Regions from separate parts of the Homo sapiens genome. Here region 1 is linked to region 2. A link is an interaction called in ENCODE POLR2A ChIA-PET data of the cell type or tissue named here. Cell type or tissue: K562. All regions are shown on one strand. Each heading gives the region's core, and the rest is flanking DNA. Links, peaks and the distances in the headings are about the cores only. Region 1 has its middle 15 kb from the start of ZBTB38. Region 2 overlaps TFDP2 (transcription factor Dp-2).

Evidence for each region. Peaks named below come from ENCODE experiments on the same cell type or tissue, not always from the same donor. Only the 100,000 strongest peaks of a DNase experiment are listed, where the experiment ranks them.
Region 1: POLR2A ChIA-PET joins it to region 2 with 5 read pairs; 1 of 35 experiments calls an interaction of 5 or more read pairs at or near these places.

Annotation. Positions count from the first base shown.
Region 1 is chr3:141,352,332-141,355,249 of GRCh38, reverse strand. It overlaps a transcript of ZBTB38 not described here. Among named protein-coding and RNA genes, the nearest start is that of ZBTB38, 15 kb to the left of the region's middle. In K562, for the core only: no CTCF peak of the experiment used is centred there; DNase peaks (open chromatin) are centred at 1,409, 2,449 and 2,719.
Region 2 is chr3:142,020,865-142,023,782 of GRCh38, reverse strand. The region is part of intron 3 of TFDP2 (transcription factor Dp-2); the gene reads left to right. Among named protein-coding and RNA genes, the nearest start is that of TFDP2, 130 kb to the left of the region's middle. RefSeq lists a silencer at 1,062-1,356 and an enhancer at 1,312-1,371. In K562, for the core only: a CTCF peak has its summit at 1,267 (motif pointing left); a DNase peak (open chromatin) is centred at 1,192.

The DNA of each region.
Region 1 (2,918 bases), core at 258-2,757, 670 kb after region 2:
ATGTGACATTCTTTGCCTCTGGGTATTGCTATTACACAGCATTCTTACCTGTTACCCACATTTATCTCTATAATGTAATCTATGAGATTCCCTGGAAAGAGAGGAGTGCTTGTACTTTGAGGAGAGCTTCCTCAACTCTCCTTCCTCTCATTGTAATCTTTACCTCTTAGAAATTCTAAGAGAATATAAACTAAGCATGTATAGCTTAGTTTATAACAATGTGTGCATATATTAATTTAGTGGAAACATGACTTCTTAGGATCTTGCCATGTGCTCCACTACCCATCCTAAAAATAAGATGAAAACAGGATCTTCAAGAAGAATCGTGAGAAAGAGGCCTGGAATTAGGCCTAGACCCTCCATCTTGGTTACGCCTATCATTCTCCCAGTGCCCATCATTCTCCCAGTGCCCATCACCTGAGGAACAACAGGATGAACTGCAAGTCCTTAAACAAATGGATTTAGTTCCTCTGACTCAATCAGAGTTTTGCAGTAATAGCCATTATGCAAAAAGCAATGTGTTAAGTATTCTGAGAGACAGAGAGAAGTAAAAGATATGGGTACTTCCAGGAGGAAGGTACTGCCTGCCTGGAGAGATATGCCGATGAATCCCGAGGTGGGGCTGTGCTGACCATGAGCAAGGGAGGATGTAGGGAGCCCAGAAAGCTACAAGGACTGGACCAGTCAGGAAGGCTCCCTGGAAGAGAGCTTCTAGGAGGAAACTTTTGCCCATCCAATTTCTCCATTTCAGTCAGCTGGGAGAGAGAGGAGGGGAAAGAGAGAGAAACTCCAGGGAAGAAGAAGCTGGCTGGACAAAGGGACAGAGATGAGAATGGCCACCACCTGATTGCGAGGCAGCATGTTGGAAGCAATGGGGAATGCATGGAGTGTGGCCTGGAAAGTGGGACCAGCTTTCAATGCTGTATAGAGTTTTTCAGACACTGGGCAGCTGGGTTTTCAGCTCAGGAATTCCATGCTGAGAGCAGGGTTTAAAGAGGATTAGCAGGCAGCTCACGTGGGATATACTGAGTGTTAAGGGTTTTGTAGGTTAGTAATGATTTCCTTGTAATAACGTTTATGGTATTTTTTAAAAGTTAACTTTGAGATACAAGCATTGTGTGTATTGTGCACAGAACTTTGAAAGAGATTATACCTTGATACCACTTAATCCACACTATTTGTAAGAGTGTGAAGGGATTATTGACTTACGAAATCAACAAGTCCAACCAAGAGGGCCTGAGTTGAAGAAATTTTGGGATAAGACCAGATACCCAAGTGTTGACTTCATAAGGTGGCTTATGAATTCCTGCAGCAGTTAGCTGATGATCATGTTGTTCTGCAAGACCACACTTGCCGGAGGAACAACTAGAGTGTTCCTGGAGATAACTGCTGGAGTCCAGGATAGCTTCCAAGAAGCTGTCTCCATCTACAGTGAGTAACAGTGAACCAGGACTGTCATCAGACAGCTAGGAGCAATCTCACTGCACTCAATGCCTCATTTGCTATGCTCATGTGTCCATTTATTCATTCACTCATTCATTCAAGTATTTCTACCTGCTAAGGCGCTGTGGAAGATACAGGCTTCAGCAATGTGTGGCATGGTCCATAATCCATGGGAGAAACATACATACATACAAATGATAGTGGAGCCATTGTTCTCTCTTTCCTTCTTCCCCCTTCTCCCCTTCCCCCCTTCCCAATGCCCTTTCCCTCTGGAAAACTGAAATATCTATTGTATTGGTAGGTAATTGATTCTCAATTTTCTTCCATGAGTTCTAATGTCTTTTGCTTTTTGGTTAGTAGCAAGAGTGAAGACATTCAATGAGAAATTTTAGAATTCTTTACTTTTCTCTACTTTCTAAGAGGTGTGGGTTGGAGGAAGCTTGGGGGTAAGTGATGCAAAAGGGGAAAGATGAAAAAGGGGCATCACCCTCAGGGGGAAGGGCCAGAACTCATGGAAAGAAGAGAGGGTTGGGTTGAGGTCTGAGGGCTTGGTTTGGAGAGAAAGAAAGAGGAGGCGGTAGAAGAGAAATGGTGAAGGTGACAGAGACAGAGAGATTGATGGGGAGGAGAAAAGAGAGAGCCTCTGGGCTTAAACACCCCTGGTGAACTGAGGGATTTGGGACGAAGGGACTCTTGTCTGTCTGGAGGAAGTTTTGCTGTGCATTATGCCCTGAAACTCCTTCATCATGGTCTGCACATACTCTGCTACTTTTCAAGGTTTGGGGATGGGGGAAGGGGAGGTCAGGGTTTGTTGGTTTGTTTGTTCATTTGTTTGGCATGCAAACTAGTACTACTAAGACTGAAGGCAGCTTAGTCTTATTTGGGGGTTCTTATGTTACCTTCAATTTTGCAGTCGAGTGTCTTCAGGTTTCCTTTGTCTGTGCATGCTTGATATCTGGGCTCACTGGCCTGTGAGTTCGCTGTGATCAGAGATATGGCTTTTATGGCTGCAGCATGTAGTGGCCCAGCTCAGCGGGGCCACTCCTTCATCTGGGGAAAATACAGGCTTCACTCTCTACTCTGCCTAGAGAGCTGCTTTGTGGCAAAGATCATCCATCCCTCTCGTCCACTCTCTGGCTTACCCCATTTGTCATGTATTATGCCTATAATTCATTTTGCTTTAAGTTCTCCCCCAGTTCCCTTCACCCATGTATACCATCATCACCCCATTTTCCTAGCTATTCCTTGAGCCAACCCTAGCTGGCTTTCCCTTTATGAAATGCTTCATCTGTTCTTGCCTGCTTACTCATCTCTCTCTTAAACTTGAAGCCCTCCCATTGACCTTCCCTCCATCTGTATATCTTCACTCTAAACATACTCTGAATCTTACCCCTTCTACAACATTCTGATTCTGAGAGTTCAGATTATCATGGGTTCTTTCATAGTCTATACATACCTTGAGGACACAGACATAT
Region 2 (2,918 bases), core at 148-2,647:
ACAAAGAGATTTTGTTGACATTGATGTCTAACTTTAAGATTTCTTGCATTTCACAATGTGATTTAAATGTAGCTTCAGTAATAGCCCTCAAGTAGAATATATTGTTGAGATTATAATATCAATAACTTACTGCAGTTTTGAGTGAGCTACTTAGTGCATGGTATTATAAAACAACGATCCCCTCTTTTATTTGCTAAGGAGAAGAACTGCTTTGGAACTCTTAATTCATGGGTGGTCCTTGGTCCCTTTGAATTTGTATCCTAAAGTTTTACGTTTATTTTAAGTACCCCCCAGCCAGGCGTGGTGGTTCACGCCTGTAATCCCAGCACATTGGGAGGCCGGGGCAGGTGGATCACTTGAGGTCAGGAGTTCGAGACCAGCCTGGACAACATGGCGAAACCCTGTCTCTACTAAAAATACAAGAAAAAAAAAAAGCCAGATGTGGTGGCACACGCCCATAATCCCAGCTACTCAGGAGGCTGAGACAGGAGATTCACTTGAACGCGGGAGGCGGAGGTTACGGTGAGCTGAGATCACGCCACTGCACTCCAGCCTAGGTGACACAACAAGACTCTATCTCAAATAAATAAAAAAACTTATTTTAAAAACCCAACTTTTTTTCTTTTTCTTTTCTTTTTCTTTTTTTTTTTTTTTTTTTTTGAGACGGAGGGAGTCTCACTGCGTTGCCAGGCTGGAGTGCAGTGACACGATCTTGGCTTACTGCAACCTCCGCCTCCCGGGTTCAAGCAATTCTCCTGCCTCAGCCTCCTGAGTAGCTGGGACTACGGGCGCATGCCACTGCGCCCGGCTAATTTTTGTATTTTTACTAGAGATGGGGTTTCACCACGTTGGCCAGGCTAGTCTCAAACTCCTGACTTCGTAATCCACCCGCCTTGGCCTCCCAAAGTGCTGGGATTCAGGCGTGAGCCACCTGTGCCCGGCCCAGGAACCCAGCTTTTTAATTCAAAGTCTGTCTGCAGTCATGGTCACCTCTTATAAATATTAGAAAAATATCTCACTTAACTGTAAATTTAAAAGGATTTATCTGTTACCCCTGTCTGGCTACCCTCTCGGACTGTGAGCTTCTTCATGAGAGTAATTTCCAGTGAAGTACTCTTGGGTATTTGAGTACTCATAAATTCTGATCCTTGTGGTTGCACTCAGCTGTCTTGATCAACTCTAGCCATTCAGTGGCTGTTGGTATGAGATAAAATGTGCTGCTTTCTGTGCTTTCTCTTTTACTAGGCCTGTAAACAGTGTCTGTGTGCCATCTGGTGGGTGTATTGACTGTTGTGATGGTGCTAACAGTGGTGATTGAAAATGGGCTAAACAGTGAAAAAATATAACACTTAAGAACAAGAAACAGAAGAAATAAGGGTCACTCAGACTCTTTTAAAATGAGAATAGAAATAAGTTCAGTGTACTAGAGTCCACTTGCATTTCGTTATTTCCTTAATTTGAACAAAGAGTCTTACCAGACCATAAGAATCATCTGAGGCACTTAAAAATACAAATTCTCCACCTAATTTTTGAATCTTTAGGTGTCCAGTGGAGCTCAGGAGTGTGTGTTTTGAATAAGAGACACCTCTCTTCCCTTTGTAGTGAATCTTGTGATCACTCATATTTGGGAAGAACTGCCGGGAAGGATTGGGAGGATCAAGTTGTTTGAGGACATACAGTAAACTTCCTCAATTATTAATCAGAAGATACATTTCAAAACTAGGAAATTTTAGTTGAGCAGGTGGAAGAAAAATGAGAAATTGAACAATTAAAAAGTTTCCTTGACTGAATATGCTAACAGAAAAAAGATTTCAAAAGGACATATTTTAACTAAAGATAAAGAAGCCAATGAAAAACCAGCAGTATCAAACCTACAGATGAGACAAATGTTTTTGGGTGAACACTTAAAAAATTATTGAAGGAGAAGGGCCCTGCAAGTGACCTTAGTGATTTCTAAGATCTTTTAGGTTTGATGAACTAAATGAAACCAATTATAATATTCCAGATACCAGAGCTTGAATTGAGGAGTTTGCTTAAGCAATGAGGAGATACTGTTTAAATCTTGCAATGTGGTAAGATGGAGAAGAAAAAATGTTTTTCTCCTTTCAAATTTAAGAATTTAGGGCATTCATGGTTCTAGATACAAGAAAAGGAGGGAGCTAGCTAATCGTTTTTAGAAAGTGTCCCCTAAGTGAAAATGTTCAACAAAGCCAAGAGAACAGGTTTGATCTTCTAGGGAAAGTATGTAGGAAAGACTGACATATAAGATTTATTCATTTAGAAATATGACCATAGAGCTATAAATACACTTAATATTATGGTCATTTCAAGGATCCTTTGGAAAGATTCTGGTTAGGTGATCCATTTGGGTGAATCCTGAAAGTTCTCTATGTTCTGGCAGCTGCAGAAACATTCAGGCTTTTCCTTCCGTGTATGTGATATGTAGGAATGTGCGTGTCAGATTTTCTGTCCTTATCTTTGCACAATGGGATGCCTGATCTCCATTTAGAACCAAATAGAAAGAGGAAGGTTCCAGAGGTCACTTTAACCATTATACTTTGGAGATATTATGAACTTTTTTATCTTCTCTTTGTCACCCATCCCAATTATAGTGATGTTGAGGTCATTCAGTTAAAAAGTTTTGTAATAGTGATTAACTTTGTATTTAATCTTAGTGACTTTTGGCGAACATGGTTCAGTACAAATGCATCAAAATAAAACATAACAGTGGTGTAATGTGCATGTGCAGGTAGGTAATACTAGTTAGTAAATAAAGTGAAAACTATTTTTTTTTTTTTGAGACAGGGTGTTGCTTTGTCACCCAGATGGGAGTGCAGTGGCATGAACACAGCTCACTGCAGCTTCGACTTCCTGGGTTCAGGAGATCCTCTTGCCTCAGCCTCCCATATAGCTGGGAC